Linked DNA regions of Homo sapiens: region 2 is linked to region 1. Evidence: chromatin loops called from intact Hi-C (ENCODE). Cell type or tissue: CD4-positive, alpha-beta T cell. All regions are shown on one strand.

Region 1 (8,000 bases):
AGCCGGGGTAGCCCCACTGCTACTCCCTCCTGCAGGACCACCTGGTCTGGAGAAGCAGCTACGCGCTGGCCCTCCCTGTTGGCTCTCAGAGGTACAAACCAGAGGTGGCGGCATTTCTAAGAAATTAGATTCAAATACTAGGACAGTTAACATTTCCTGGAGGTGTGACCGAGAACCAAGAAAAAGTGATTTTGTGAAGGCCTTGCTTGCAGGCAGAAATAACCTGTCTTCTCTGTCTGTCTGTCTGCTCTGGGGGCTACCGGAAGGAGCTGAAGGCCTGTCCCCCGCCTCTCCCCACCCCACCATGCCCTAGGCCTTAGTCCCTCCCCACTGAAGAATGCCTTTACCAACTTGGGACAGACAGAGGAGTATGAATGAATGAGAATACTCCAAGCTGACCCTGCCTGGGGCATCTCTTCTCACACATGTGGCTTCTCTGGTGCTTTATTTAGCATGAGACTGTTTAGAATGTTTATTTTTGGCTCAGTTTTGGGGGACAGTTTTCACAAATAGAATGACAGCTATGATCTTCTCTCTAAAAAAAGAGCTCGTACAATCCACCGTTGGGCATTCAGTTTCAAGAGCTTCACTGTCCCATGGTCTCCATTCTGGGACCTCTCCTCCACTGGAAGACCCTCTCCTTTAATCAAAACATGACACAAGATGACAGTGACTCCCCATGGCAAGTCCCATTGGCAGTGCTGAGCCAGCGAGGCGGGGGCCCGGTCAGGGTCCCTGAAGGAAAGAGATGTTACTCTCCAAACTGAAGAGACTGTACAAAGAGATTCTTTATAAGGAAAACTAACAAGGGAGGTGCTATGCACCAGGGCTGGCCACAGCCAGGAGCTGTCACCACCCTGGGGCCTGAAGGGGAGGGAGTGGTGTTCCTGGACCACGGAGACAGTAGCTGCAGCCACGGGAGAGGGCAGCCCCACAGCAGCTGTGGCCTTGCTAGGGGTACAGACACAGCCAACCCATGGAAACCCTCATCTCATCTCTTCCCACCTTCCTATCTCCTACCAGTTCCTCTACTTGGCCAAAGCAAAGAAAAGTCCTTGCTGATGAAACCCATCAAGGTTAGCCTCTGGAGGCCCAGAGAAGAAAGGAGAGGGGTGGAGAGTGGATCTGGGGCTGGGGCTTGCGGGGGAAGAAGACACCCAACATGTTTCATCTTGCTAACACCCAACATGGAGACAGCAGGAGGAGGCACAAAGAGGGCGTGCGGGGCTGTGGATCTTCCACGCTGAGCCTCCACCTCCCACTATCCCTGAGCAGCAGAGGAATCCTGGTTTGCTACTGAGCTGCTGAACGACTGGGCAAATTGTTCAGCAGCTCTGGGTCCTGGTTTCCTTCCATGTCAAGTATAAAGATGGAACCCAACAGGCCCTAAGGTATGGGAGTCACAGCCAGCACTGCAGAAGAGGGAGGCCTAAGTGTGGGCCCTCTCAATGCCACTCCCAAACTCTGTGGTCTTGGACCAGGGACTGAGCCTCTCCATGCCTCAGTGTCTTCACTTGCAAAGGAAGGGTGTGAGAGCACCTTCGCCAAGGGATGTTGTTATGAGGAAACGAGGTCACGCATATAAAGTGTTGAGCAACATCCCAGGCACATAGAAAACATGCAATCACCCCTCCAGCTCTCACGTTCCCCAAGTTTGGGCCTTGTCTACGGATTTTTACATCCCTCATACACCTGGACCTCCCTCGTGCTGCTATCTTTTGTGAAAGCAATTTTCTTCATTGAATGATTCCATTAACTAGAACCTGCAAACCCAGCCTGAACATTCTAGCATCGAAACCTTCTCTTTTAAGCTCCGCAGTATGCACAGCCCTGCCCCAAAACCCCATGGAGAAGATCGCTTCAGCTTCAAAGATCTTGGTGCGTGTGCTATTTATGCCAAATGTTAGTGATGCCTCCTCGCTGAGCCTCCGGCTCGTAAGTCAATGCAAAACCAGCCACACTGCCTTGTTGCTCAGTGGCAGCACCACGGGCTTCTGCCTCAGTGCTTGAAGTCAATGGCGGTGGGGGTGCCCTGAGAGAAGATGCGTGTGCTGGAAGGGAAATGTGAGTATGGCCTCCTCAAGGTGCCACTGCTGTGCTCACCGTCTGCAGGGCAAACCGTGCCACAGCCTGGGGCTTCAGCTACTCATCCTAGAATCCACTCTGTATGGACAGATGTTTCCAAGCCCATGTGCTCTGGATTGCCAAGTGAGTGATCTATAGCAAGCAAGATCTAATCTATATCCACATCTAATACATATCAAATCTCTGTATCAATAAATAGATATCAAATCTCTATGTCAATTCTTTGTGTCAAATCTGTCTAGATCTAATCTCTAATCTCCTTCTATATCTTATTGATATCTCTACCTATCTTGTAACATAGCAGGGAAGGAGACAGATTTCATTTGTCACCTGGCTCTAGTTTAGATTCTATCACCTACTGACCGTACAACTTTTAAAAGGAAACTTGGTCTCTCTGGCTTTAGCAGGCTCCTCTGTAAAATGGGGTTAAGGTTAGTAACTCCCAGGGTTATTTCCCAATATATGAAAGCTAAACTGCTAGGTTCAAATCTTGCTGCCTTTGCTACCTGTTGGGCAAGTAACTTAACCTCTTTGCGCCTCAGTTTCTCATCTGTAAAACGGGGATGACAGTAATACTTCCCATAAGAGATAGTTGTGAAATGCAAATGAGCAAATCCATGTAAAGAACTTAATTTAGAAGAGGGACTCGCATGCAGTATAAATGCTTAATTCATGTTACATAAAAGTGCTAAATTTATGAATGCATGTCCAATGTACAGTTCCCATCTCAATGAAACATCTATTCAGTGTATGTAATCATTATTGACAAGAGTGATCTTTTTTTTTTAGACGGAGTCTCGCTCTGTTGCCCAGGCTGGAGTGCAGTGGTGCAATCTCAGCTCACTGCAAGCTCCGCCTCCCGGGTTCACGTCATTCTCCTACCTCAGCCTCCCAAATAGCTGGGACTACAGGCGCCCACCACCACACCCGGCTAATTTTTTTGTATTTTTAGTAGAGACGGGGTTTCACTGTGTTAGCCAAAATGGTCTCAATCTCCTGACCTCGTGATCCGCCTGCCTCGGCCTCCCAAAGTGGTGGGATTACAGGCGTGAGCCACCGTGCCCAGCCAAGAGTGATCATTTTAAGTGTTCTGAGTTAAGGGCTTAAATTCAAACTTTCAATGTCTTCGGTGAAGTCCACTCCCAACAAGAAGGGGGGAATGGTGATCTCAACACGATCTATTTTTTGAAATGGTGCATGTGGCTGCACTTTGGGGAACTTGCTGGCTATTTGCGGAATGTTGTATCACATCATTCACCCTGAGTCATACAGACTAGAGAAGATCCCATGGCCAGGAGATCGCAGATCCTCTCTGAGAATGACTCCATGCTCCAAGTCCAGACTCCCTGTCCATTGAGCCAAGTCTCTGCCCAGGCAGTGGTCTGGCTGGTCACCTCCCTGCCCCACCAGGGCTAACTAGAGAGGCAGCAAATCACAGCCAGAGGAAAAGATTATAGTAAAGCAATCTGGTCCCTCCCCAAACTAGCCTTCTCTGCCCCAGAGAGGTTCTTCTCCCATAAGGAGGCTGACGGGGGAAAAAAACATATGGGCTGAGAAGCAATTTAGTCTCACCATCCTCTCAACAGATGCTGGGCACCATAAGAATTAATGGGCTGGAGACTCAGGTAAGAGCCATTCAGAAGCTTCCCGATTACTCCAAAAACTGCTCTCTGTGGAGGAAAAGGTTAATCGAAGCCCAGAGCCGGAAGAACGGAGAGGAGACAGCAATTGTGTTAATCCCAGGAGAGGGGAAGAGCTTCACAAGAAAGAAGTTTGCACAAACAAGCCTGTGGTCTATCCCTGAAAGAAGAACCAGGCCTAAATATCAAGATATTTGAAAGATCTTCTCCATCAGTCCAGAGACCTTGGCAAACCCCTCTCCAAACCCCAGCCAAGTAGCTGGATTAAGAAAAAAAAATTTTTTTTTTAACTCTGCACATTCTTTGCACTAGTAAGCCATAAATCTCTTAGGAAACCATCTCCTGATGAGGTTTCTTCTCCCATAATGATCCAACAGAACTCAGTTTTTAAACACATGATGTACATGTTCCTGTGTATCATGGGTCATTGTGTACCCAGAGTCAGTCATGTCAATGCAGGTCTGGACACATTAGAAGATAAATGTGTCGGCCAGGCATGTGGCTCATGCCTGTAATCCCAGCACTTTTGGAGGCCAAGATGGATGGATCACGAGGTCATGAGTTCGAGAACAGCCTGGCCGACATGGTGAAACTCCATTTCTACTAAAAATACAAAAATTAGCCAGGTGTGGTGTCACATGCCTGTAATCCCAGCTACTCAGGAGACTGAGGCAGGAGAATTGCTTTAACCTGGGAGGCAGAGGTTGCAGTGAGCCAAGATCACACCATTGCATTCCAGCCTGGGTGACAGAGCAAGACTCTGTCTCAAAAAAAATAAATAAGTAAATAAATAAGATGAATGTGTCACAACCACAGCCTACAGCTGGTTAAAGTCTGAACTTAAACCAGAAAGGGTGATGTTTGAACATAAACAAGAGAACAAACAAGGAAGTTGCAATTGTATGGCTGGAAGTGTCTTTGTAAAATAAACTGTCCTCAGAACAAACGAAGTTACTCCAGGGTTTCCTAACCTTGCCACTACTGACATTTGAGGCTTTTTTTTTGGGGGGGGGTGCTTTCCTGTGCATTATGGGATGTTTAGTAGCATCCCTGATCTCTACCCACTAGATGCCAGTAGCATCCTTCACCCCGAAGTTATAATAATCACAAATGTTGGGCCAGGTACAGTGGCTCATGCCTGCAATTCCAGCACTTTGCGAGGCTGAGGCGGGCGGACTGCTTGAGCCCAGAAGTTCAAGACCAGTCGGGGCAACATAGCAAAATCCCACCTCTACAAAAATTACAAAAATTAGCATACACCTGTAGTCCCAACTACTTGGGAGGCTGAGGTGGGAGCCCAGGAGGTTGAAGCTGCAGTGAACCGAGATGGAGTCACTGCACTTCCAGCCTGGTTGACAGAGTGACAGAGCAAGACTCTCTCAAAAAGAAAAGGAAAAAGTCTCAGGTGATTGTCAGATGTCTCCTTGGCGGTCAAAATTGACCTAGTTGAGAACTACTGGTTTATACTTAAGTTTAAGTTCAGCTGAACATCAGTCAGCTAATTAGCTATTAGCCAAATTTCAGACATCAGCCCCCAGCTCAGCATAACATTGCTAAGATCTAAAGTTCCTCCAGCCTTCCAAATGCTCACATCAGACATTAGTTTCACTGGATGGCCCTGAATTTAAGCCTCTCTCCTTCTCTCCTACCTCCTTAGTCCTTTTCTTTCTCCCCTGCCTGATAAAGTAATTCTTTATTCATCTTGACATTATAATGACACAAAAGCACTGAAGGAGCAAATGCCTTAATTGAATCTAAGAATAACTGGCATTATTTTTATAGGAACCCAGACATACTACGCAAAAAATTCAGAACTCTGTCATTGGGTCTTTTTGCAAGGTTAACTTTTAACTGTAAGCTCCTCAGCACATCTCACCTCCTGGGCTCAGAAGCTCAAACCTCATCTCTCCAGCTCAGATTCCCCCACTACCTGGGAGATTTTACAACCACCTCCACTCTACCCAGTCACTCTCTTACAAACATGTTTGTCTTATTTCCATCCACTTATTACTATCTGAAGTTACGGATGCATTTATTAATATCTATTTGTACCTTTTTCATCTGACTCTCCTAGAATGGATGCTTTCTAGGCAAGGAAACTTCTGTTTTTCTCTGCTGTATCTTTCACAGTTAGCACAAGGCCTTGTCTCCACATGGCCCAATAGTGATTTACGGAATAAGGAAATAGATGAATCCCTTTACATAGATACAATTTCTCAAGTATTAACTTCCATTCATATCACTACTCATTTGCTACAGGAGCCCTGTTCACAATCATCATGGCCCCAGCATCATCTTTAAATCATGTGAATGTCATTCCCTTCCCTCTAACCCAAGTTAGCTGATCAAAGAAATTCAAGTATCTGGTTGGTTTTGAAAACCCAGAAGTTGGGAGTTTTCCTCCTGATGCCTTTGATCTCCAGGTCCTGAGGGGGATCTCAGCATAAACGAAGACCTGCTTCCCTCTAACTCTAGCTGAGTTCACAAATACCCAGATTGACAAATCTTGACTCGGCAAAAGAGCTCCTTTATTATATCTCCCAACGTATCTCAGTGTTTGAGTGGAGGCCATTAGCTAATTGACAGAGAGCCTGTTGAGGGTGGGGGAAGTGAGGGCAGGAGGAGGCAGAGACACTAGAATTAAATGGCAAGAGACCTTGCCAGTTGGAGTGGATTCAGAAATGATCAACTGTCTTGGGGATCGATGAGAAAGAAAGAATAAAGTAATAAGGATTCCAATGTATCAAAACACTACTGATGCGCAGGGACATGTTTTGCTTTTGTTCTTTTAAAATAAATTTTCATTCGGGTCCATTGCTTAAACCATTTTACCCCCAAGCCCTCTGACAAACTGTCAAAGATAACTCACTGCGCAAAGCATTGAATCTTTCTATCCATCTACCCATCATGCATCTCTCTACCCATATATCTAAGTACATCTGTGGATAGTTGTGCTAGGCACTGTCTATCTGTCCGTCTGTCTATCTATGGACGTTGGATTGCATATACCAAGCCCATTTCTCCAGCTTTGCCTGAATGTTAGCAAATCTTTCTACTAGTCAAGGCAACTTTATTTTCTTGCAAAATAGGAAAGCAGTTGAGAAGATAAGATTCTGATGTCATGCAACCCTGAGTCTAATGTGCATCAACACTATCTGCTTCCTGTGTGACCCTGGGCAAGTTACTTAGCCTCTCTGACCCTTAGGTACCTCATGTGGAAATCGGGTATCACACAAACACCTGTGTAACCATGGCATTTGAGGATAAAATGAGAGAAGTCAGTTCTTGGCAAATGGTAAATGTTAGTAAGAATGAGGATAAGAATAATGCCACCTAGCCACTCACTGAACTCCTTTTTTATTTTTTTTTCATTTCTAGGTCACCTGATTCGCTGGCAGTCACCATCTGGAGACCAGAGGAGCATTCATCACTGCAAGTCAGGGCTTCCTTGGTGCCTCCCCAGGGGCAGCCTGCCGAGCCGGGAAGCTGACACCAGGGATTTAAACCTTCCTCGGCTTCCTCATTCTATTAATCTGGCCGTTAAGCAGAGAGTCCTGCTGATGCCAACAGATGCAAAGCTCTGCTGTGCTAATGGTAAAGAGCATTAGAGGAGTCCTCAGCAGCCAATCAATCCATCTCCCCCAACTCAGAACAGCTGCACAGGGACAGATTAACCAAGCGATGGCTGAGGACCGTTGCAATTCACACGAGGGAGAGAGGGATGCGTGAAGGAAAGGGCCCCTGCACAGCCGTGTTCTAATGCAGGCCAGGTCTTGGACAAGCAAAGCGGCTGATGCATTGTGCAAGGACACAGCTCTCAGTGAAATCTAACAGGCAGGCTAACCTGTGACAGCTGGGCTCAAGATGGAGCAGGCGATGCTGTCCTTAGAAGCCAAGTGCACTGGGAGAAAAGCGGGAACTGACCCAGGGCTCAGGGTACATCTGTCACCTAACCTCTGCAGAGTTAATTCTTCCAAGCTTGGCCACATCTGCCATCTTGTTCATGGCATATGGGTAACATTTGAGGCACTACTTCCTGCCAGAAAGGGACCTGACCCCCTTGTCTGACCTGCCTGCAGGCAGCTGAACAGGATCCCATCATTCACCTCACAATGGGCTGAGGCCAGCACAAAGTCAGATCTGGCCACGGGCTTGTGCCAACAGTCACAAAGAAACATTTGCACTTTGGTTGGGTTCCAACATCTCTTTAACATGGGAAATCAGAACTCGGGGAGCGAGAACAATATTCCCAGGCTCCCCAAAGACAGGGAACCA
Region 2 (8,000 bases), 230 kb after region 1:
CTTCCATTTTGTATTCATTCACCCAACAACATGTGTCCAGTTTTATCTTAAATCATTCCAATTTGCATTCAACCCCATTAGATAGTCTTGCTTGGGAGAATAGTAAAAGAACATTTTTGTTTTTGCAACTCTTTTAGCTCAACTTTGTGGTCAGGAAGTTCCACAGATTCACGGGTTCAGCTTTCCCTCTCCAGGGCTTTCTCTACATCAAGGGCCCTTGAGTCAACTAAGAATGACTGAGTTTTCTTTGATGGCATTTGTTCAACATCACGCAAAGCATAATCCTGGAGTCCAGTAGAAGAAGTAGTATCTAGCCTGTCATTTAACCCACAATGCATAATTGGTATATCCACCATATAAACACATTAACACATACCCAAATATAACACACAGATATGCAAAAGCAAACACATACAATGTAAGAAATAAACATGTAAACACACACACAACTGTAGACACATATGAGTCAAACACCTGTAAACAAAATTTCTTGATCTAAATTCAGTGAAGCTTTCCATGTTGTTTAGACTGTCCTGGAAGATAACACTGAAAGGCACCAACAGCTTCTGCTTAAGGGATGAGATGTGGATTCTTTACCCTAATAGGTAGTTCTTTTCCTTTTTCTTTCCTTAGAATTGGCTGTTTTGACCAATCAAACTCTTGGCTTGGTTTTGTGTTGAAATGATCATAGCTCAACCTTAGACCAGGCTGTTCTGATATGCCCTTACTTTATCAAATTGTTAGCTAAGGATTATTATAGAGATTCTTTTAAGGAGAAGTGTTTGCATTGGGCATGTGCTGCGGGTATGCTGGGAAATAAGTATATTCTGGGCTCTGCTTTGAGAAGCAAAAGGTGATCATAGGTGGGGAAAAATCAAAGGAGGAACATTCTATAATCCTTTTTATTTTTTTGATCCTTGAACTCCTTGAAACTGGGATAAATGTTCTAAGGGCAGTTCCCCTGATAGTACAAAATTACCATAACTGATCTCACAAAGGAAGATAAATAAGAAAACACATTTGTTTCAAGGGAGCCAGGGAGAAGGTATCTTTTTACCTTCTTTCTCTCTCTAGCCTGTTGTATTCTCCCCCTGTTCTAGCTGTTTCTTGCTGGAAACAATCTCAAAAAGGCTTTCTCTATCCAGTATGGAATGATTTATCTTAGTCTTGGAATTCTGGGATAAAATGTGCATATATGCATACATGTGTACACACACACATACGCACATACACACATGGGACCTAAAGTTTCAGGAAAGGTTTTTATTTTATTTTTTAAATGAAAAGCAATGTGACACTACTTTCAAACTGGTTTATAAGAGGCACATCAATCCAGTTGTGAACTGAGAACTTTTTAAGGGAAGGAGAAATTGTTCCCGTTAAGCCCTAAAACAGTATTCTTTCCCATTGATCATCTAAACCAATTTGCTTTATATTGAATAGCTGTATTAGGAAAAAAAAGTCAGCTGTTGATACCCTCCAATGTCAGCTAGATGGATTTTTTTCCCTCAACATAAGGTGCAGTTGTAGTTTTCCTCAATCTCATAATTAAAAAAAGGTGATAAGCTATTTGTTCTGAATCAATTCACTTAGATTTTAAGGAGCATAATGGAACGTCTGTTGTTCCTGAAATAAACAGCACAATCTCGAGTACTCAGACAGCTTGCCTAAGGTGGTAGGAATACTATGTTTTTGTCCTACCAAGGTTCTTTACCCGGGGCTCCCTGACCCAGAAGACCTGTGCATAAAATTCAGGGCTGTGTGACTTGGATGGGGAAAATGTGCATATCAGTTTTAACTAATTTCCACCTCAAATGCAGCGTTTCAGTTAATTATGAATATAAGCAAAATTGACAGCAATATTAATGACTTTGCACCTATGGTAACCACAGATAGTTTATGTTAGATTACAGACTTCTTTTGTAAAATCGGATATAGTCTATTTCACATGCATTTAGAAACATCATTTTAAGAAGGGGGTCCTTGGGCTTCCTCAGACTGCAAAAGTCACCATGACCCTGTAAGTGTTAAGACCCCTTCTCCAGGAGACCTGGGTCATTAGTAAAGGTCATGATCCAGCACAGGCTGTGAAGGTGCATGGCATCCCATCACCAGGAAACTCTTTTTTTGTCGGGGGCCTTGAACCTTCTCACTCATCCAGCAAAATGCTCACTCTAATGCCCCAGGGTGGAATCTGTCATTACTGTATGTATTTAAGCTTCTTCAGATTAGCGGCAGAGGTGAAGGAGAAAGAGGAAAAAGAGATCACATACCACTCCTCCATCTCTTCACATATTTTAATTTAAATATGGAATCATACTCTATGTCAGTATTTTGTAAACTTTTCTTTTCTGTTTTTGAAACAGGGTCTTGCTCTGTTGCCCAAGCTGGAGTGCAGTGGTGCAATCATAGCTCACAGCAACCTCTCTCTCCCAGGTTCAAGGGGTCCTCTTACCTCAGCCTCCCAAGTAGCTGGGACAACAGACGTGTGCCATCACATCCAGCTAATATTTGTATGATTATGATTATGATTTCTTTATAGAGATGGGGACTCATCAGGCTGGTCTCAAACTCCTGGGCTCAAGTGATCCTCCCACCTAGGCCTCCCAAAGTGTTGGGATTAGAGGAGTGAGCCACCACGCCCAGCCTGAAATCTTTTTCTTCCTAATTTTTTAATTTTTTGAGACAGAGTCTCCCTCTGTTGCCCAGGCTGGAGTGCAGTGGTGTGATCTTGACTCACTGCAACCTCCACCTCCTGGGTTCAAGCCATTCTCCTGCCTCAGCCTCCCGAATAGCTGGGATTACAGTTACGCACCACTATGCCTGGCTAATTTTTATATTTTTACTAGAGACAGGGTTTCACCATGTTGGCCAGGATGGTCTCAAACTCCTGACTTCAAGTGATCTGCCCACCTCAGCCTCCCAAAGTGTTGGGATTATAGGTGTGAGCCACTGTGCCCAGCCTGTAATCTTTTTCTTCTTAATATTTTGATAGCACACCTTGATGGAGCTCTTTCTGTGTCCCAAGCAACATTCTAAGCGCTTGGCCTGTGTTATCTCATTTCCTTCTCACAACCACTCTTGGCAGGGGGTACTCTTCTGACCTCTCATAAATGTTGGCTAAATGAATAATAGCTGTCTCTTATTGAAGACTTACCATGTGCCAGGAGCTATTCTCAGAGTTCTGTACATGGTCTCATCTATTCTTCCCCAAAGCCCACAGCTAGGTTTTATTATTTTTACATTTTATAGATAAGGGAACTGAGGCACAGAGAGATTAAGCACCTTGCCCAAGATCACACAGCTGGTAGGTCACCAGTAGAAACCTCTGGATATCAGTGGAGACAGTCTGACTGCAGAGAGGTGTTGTTAACCAGCAGGCAGTCCCACCCTCTATGATGAACTTTTGTCATGGTGATTGTTTGAGCATGCTTTAGTTTGTAAGGTTGCCACATCATTCCTGGAATAGGAGATAGCTTTTTCTTTCGCATAGATGGATACTGAAATCACTCTATATCAGTATTTTGAAAAATTTTGGTGACTCTACCCTCACCATAGCATCATTTCTTGAGAAAAAGAAGAGAAATAAACGAAGCAGCAGCACGAGCAGTTTCTCTTCCTACTGGTCTGTAATCTGGCCACGACTTTAGGCTGTGGCTGAAATTCCTGACCTTAAATTCCAGCAGCCTCTGATTGAGGGCACCCACTCAGTCAAGCTCCCTTCTTGGAAACAGTCAAACGCCATCTAGTGACTGAATGCAGAATCGCATACTCCTTTCAGCCAGGAAGGGAGACCATGGAGGGGGAGCCAGGCTGGGTCAGGAAGAGGAAACCCTCTCTGGGCTGGTAAAGTTGAAAGCAAGGAAATCACTGAGCCCCGAGGAACTGCACCAGCATCTGGATAAAAACCCTTCAGTCTTCACTGTGAACACATCTGGTTAGTTGATGAAACTGTTTTCACAGTACATCTGGCTGGATAGATACAACCACACAGCCACCACCACAGGCTCGTATTAACTGAGCAGTTTCTTCCCAGCAAAACTAACTGCCTGGAAAAAAAACGCATGAACAAAACATATTTGTAATTTGTCAAATCTAAATAATACCAATAGCTCAGCGATTTGCTCTTTTGATCAAGACTGTTTTATGCTAGGAAGTGTGCTAAGTGTTTTACATACAGTGTCTCGTCTGCTCTTTTTTTCTTAACAGCTCTGAGAGCTAGAGATTAAATTATTCCTGTGATCAAACTGGAGCTCAGGAAAGCTAAGACATTGTCCAGGTTCCCACAGATGGTGTGTGACAGAGCTGGGAGCTGAATGCAGATCTTGCTGACTCCAAAGCTCAGACTCCAAAGCTCTGACTCCAAAGCGCACGCACCACACACACACACACACACACACACACACATTTAAAGATGCAGAATCTCATTATTTAGCTAAGCTACCCTCCGTGCAGCAAATATATCATCACAGTGAAAGTCTAGTGATAGTACTATAAAGACAAATTATATGTAGGCAGGAAAGAGAAGGCTAATATCCATTATTATCGTTACAGTGGATTTTTGGAGGATTTGACTTTTATCAAAAATATTGTTTTAAATCAACAAATACCAGGAAATTGAATCCAACAGCATATTAAAAGGATGATATGTCATAACCAAGTGGGATTTATTCTAGGAATGCAAGGGTGGTTCAACATAAGAAAATCAATCAATCTAATATGTCACATTAATAAAATAAACAAAAAATATATAATCATCTCAATTGATATAAAAAAGGGCATTTGAAGAAATACAACACCCTTTCAGGATAAAAATACTCAGAAAAGATAGAATAGAAGGGAACTTCCTCAACATGATAAAGGACATTTATTTTAAAAAACCCACAGCTGACATTGCACCTAAAGGTGAAAGACTAAAAGCTTTCCCCCTAAGATCAGGAACAAGACAAGAATGCCTCCTTTCACCAATGGTATTCAACACTGCACTGGAAATTCTATCCAGCGTAATTAAACAAGAAAAAGAAATAAAAGGCATCTAAATTGGAAAGTAAGAAGTAGAACTATCTCTGTTCACAGACGGCATGATCCTATATATAGAAAATCCCAAAGAATCTATAAAAAAGCCATTAGAGCTAATGAACAATTCAGCAAAGTTGCAAGTTACAAGATAAACATACAAAACCCAGTTATGTTTCTACACACCTGTAATGAACAATCCAAAAAGGAAATTAAGGGAGCAATCTCATTTACAACAGCATCTAAAAGAATAAAATGCCTGGCAACAAATTTATCCAAGGAAGTAAAGGACTTGTACACTGAAAACTCAAAACATTGCAGAAATAAATTAAAGAAGACTTAAATAAATGGAAGAACATCCAGTGTTCATGGATTGGAAGATGCAATATTGTTAAACTGTCAATACACTGAAAGTAATCTACAGATTGAATGCAATGCCTATTAAAATTGCAATGGCCTCTTTTTTTCTGTGGAAATGGAAAAGCTAGTCCTCAAATCCACATGGGATTACAAGAGACCCTGAGTAACTAAAACAATCTTAAAAAAAGACGAAAAAAGTTGAAGAACTCACACTTTCCTGTTTCAAAACTTACTACAAATCTGTAGTAATCAAAACAGCATGATACTGACATAAGGATAAACATATAGAAAAGTGGAATAAAAATGAGAGTCCAGATATATACATATATTTCTATTATTTATATATATCTCATATATATGTATCTCCTATATATATATCTCCTATATATATATCTCCTATATATATCTCCTATATATATATCTCCTATATATCTCTCCTATATATATCTCCTATATATATATCTCTCCTATATATATCTCCTATATATATATCTCCTATATATATATCTCCTATATATATCTCCTATATATATATCTCCTATATATATCTCCTATATATATATCTCCTATATATATATCTCCTATATGTATATCTCCTATATATATGTCTCCTATATATATATATATATATATCTCCAATTGATTTTTGGCAAGTGTGCTAAGTTTGTTCAGTCATTCAGTGGAGGAAAAAATAGTCTCAGTTGGTGAGGGAACAACTGAATTTCCACATGCACAAAAATGAATTTGGATCCCTACCTCACACCATATGAAGAATGAACTCAAAATAGATCAGTGACCTAGATTCAAAAGCTAAAATCATAAAACTCTTGGAAGAAAACAGAGGTAAATCTTTATGATTTTGGATTTGGCAATGGATTCTTAGACATGATACCAAAAGCACTAGCAAAAAAAAAGGAAAAATAAAGATAAATGTGTATATGTGTGCATGCATGTGTTTGTGGGTGTGTTTGCTTAGTCCAGAATTAGGGTAGTAGTAACAATGAGGACAATAACTTCTTAGAGCACCTTCATTCAGGAGTTGAATCACAGTTCAGTTATCAGACAATGCCAGGAAGAGCTATACATTTCTTTTGGTATATTGACATCTTAATATTATTAAGTCTTCCAGCCCATGAATACAGGATGTTTTTCCATTTATTTAGGATACTGAAACAGGAAAGAAGAACAGAGCTATTCGTGATCATACAGCTAACAAATGGAAAAATGACAATTGGAAATCAGGTTTTTAAACTCAAAGTTCATTTCTCTCTCCCAAGGAGTGCTAGGACAATTACTCATTTGTAATTTGTGACAATTCAGGCAAGGGCTGATCTCTAGTTTCCCCTGCTCTTGGGAAAATTTTCTCAAAGATGCTGTGAACACAGTGGGGAAAAGGTTGCAAAGAGAATGCTTAAACTGCTTATAACCAAATTGCTTTTAAGCAGCACTTTAGTAGAATCCATTTATATAATAAGAATGAATATGCTAACTGTGAGCCATTTTTGTGTATCCTTGAGGGATCTCTACAGGACAAGCCTCATTTGAATTATTCTCTTCCTTTAGTAAACATCCAGTACCTGGGATTTACTGATTTTTGGCACTGAGTCTGAATTGCTGAGATTTATTTTTTTTGTAAAGATGAAATTATTAAAGTAGAATGAGGATGGAACTATCATTTACTGAACACCTAGTAGGTGTTAGGATGCATCCTTACCATCCTTGAGTCCTCTAAGCTCCAGGAAAAGAAGCCTTTGTACCAGGCAAAGAAGCCTTTGTTCTCAGCTCATACCTAACATAAAGGAGGATTCACCTCTTCAGAAGATTACCCTCCACTGAAGACACACAAATTCCCCAATGTAATAATAAGAAATGGATATTGTACTGCAATCTTATGGTACTGAAGGGAGGTTTTACATCACACACCACGCAACATAAACATCTCCTTTAAAACTTCTTGTTTTTAATCCTCAAATCTTTTCTTTTTGCCAGTGGCTTCATTATTCACTCTCCTCTTACCCAAAAGAGCATCACAAAGAAATGTTTCCTATTGGCCTGAGCAATTCAATGGTGGTGCCCCTAGATTGTAAACAACCCTCAGGAGAGGAAAAAGTCCGGTTGTTAATTAAACAGATGATCAAAATTGTTTTTGTAGGGTGTGTATGCATGTGCATGTGCCTGTATGTGTGTGCTGGGTGGTTCTCATTTCATCTGGGTTCACTTTTGTTACCTTCTTTGCTCTTTAAAACAACCCCAAGAGATCATTTAGTCCCATTTTGTAGAAGAAAAGATTGCTGCACAGAATGATTTGGTACCACGTCTAAGGTTGCACAGTTTGTCAGTAGGGGAAGCCACAGTGCCATACAGACCTGATTCTAGTATTCATGATGCCAGAAACTGGTCCCAGAAATGAAAGGCTGTGGCTTTCTCGATTTTCATAGCAGTGGGTAAATTCTTCTTTCTACCACAATGGACCTTCTTCAACGGGCCCTGAGTAAGTGGTGGCCAACTATGTATTAGGGTATTCAAGAAATGTATAGTCTAAAGCAGGACTTAGCAAACTACAACTAGTGTGCCAGACCCAGCATGCCACAGGTAAATAAAGTTTCACTGGCTCACATTAGGCC

Evidence for each region. Hi-C counts contacts between places; a loop is a spot of excess contacts. Peaks named below come from ENCODE experiments on the same cell type or tissue, not always from the same donor. Only the 100,000 strongest peaks of a DNase experiment are listed, where the experiment ranks them.
Region 2: it touches region 1 in a loop (6-fold over the local background); 3 of 110 quality-filtered maps call a loop at or near these places.

Annotation. Positions count from the first base shown.
Region 1 is chr16:17,347,021-17,355,020 of GRCh38, forward strand. The region is part of intron 2 of XYLT1 (xylosyltransferase 1); the gene reads right to left. Among named protein-coding and RNA genes, the nearest start is that of XYLT1, 120 kb to the right of the region's middle. RefSeq lists an enhancer at 560-649. In CD4-positive, alpha-beta T cell, no CTCF peak of the experiment used is centred here; DNase peaks (open chromatin) are centred at 1,567, 3,351 and 4,771; H3K27ac peaks cover 1,440 bases.
Region 2 is chr16:17,575,720-17,583,719 of GRCh38, forward strand. No RefSeq gene overlaps it. Among named protein-coding and RNA genes, the nearest start is that of XYLT1, 110 kb to the left of the region's middle. RefSeq lists an enhancer at 3,142-3,643. In CD4-positive, alpha-beta T cell, CTCF peaks have their summits at 3,731 (motif pointing left) and 3,936; a DNase peak (open chromatin) is centred at 3,762.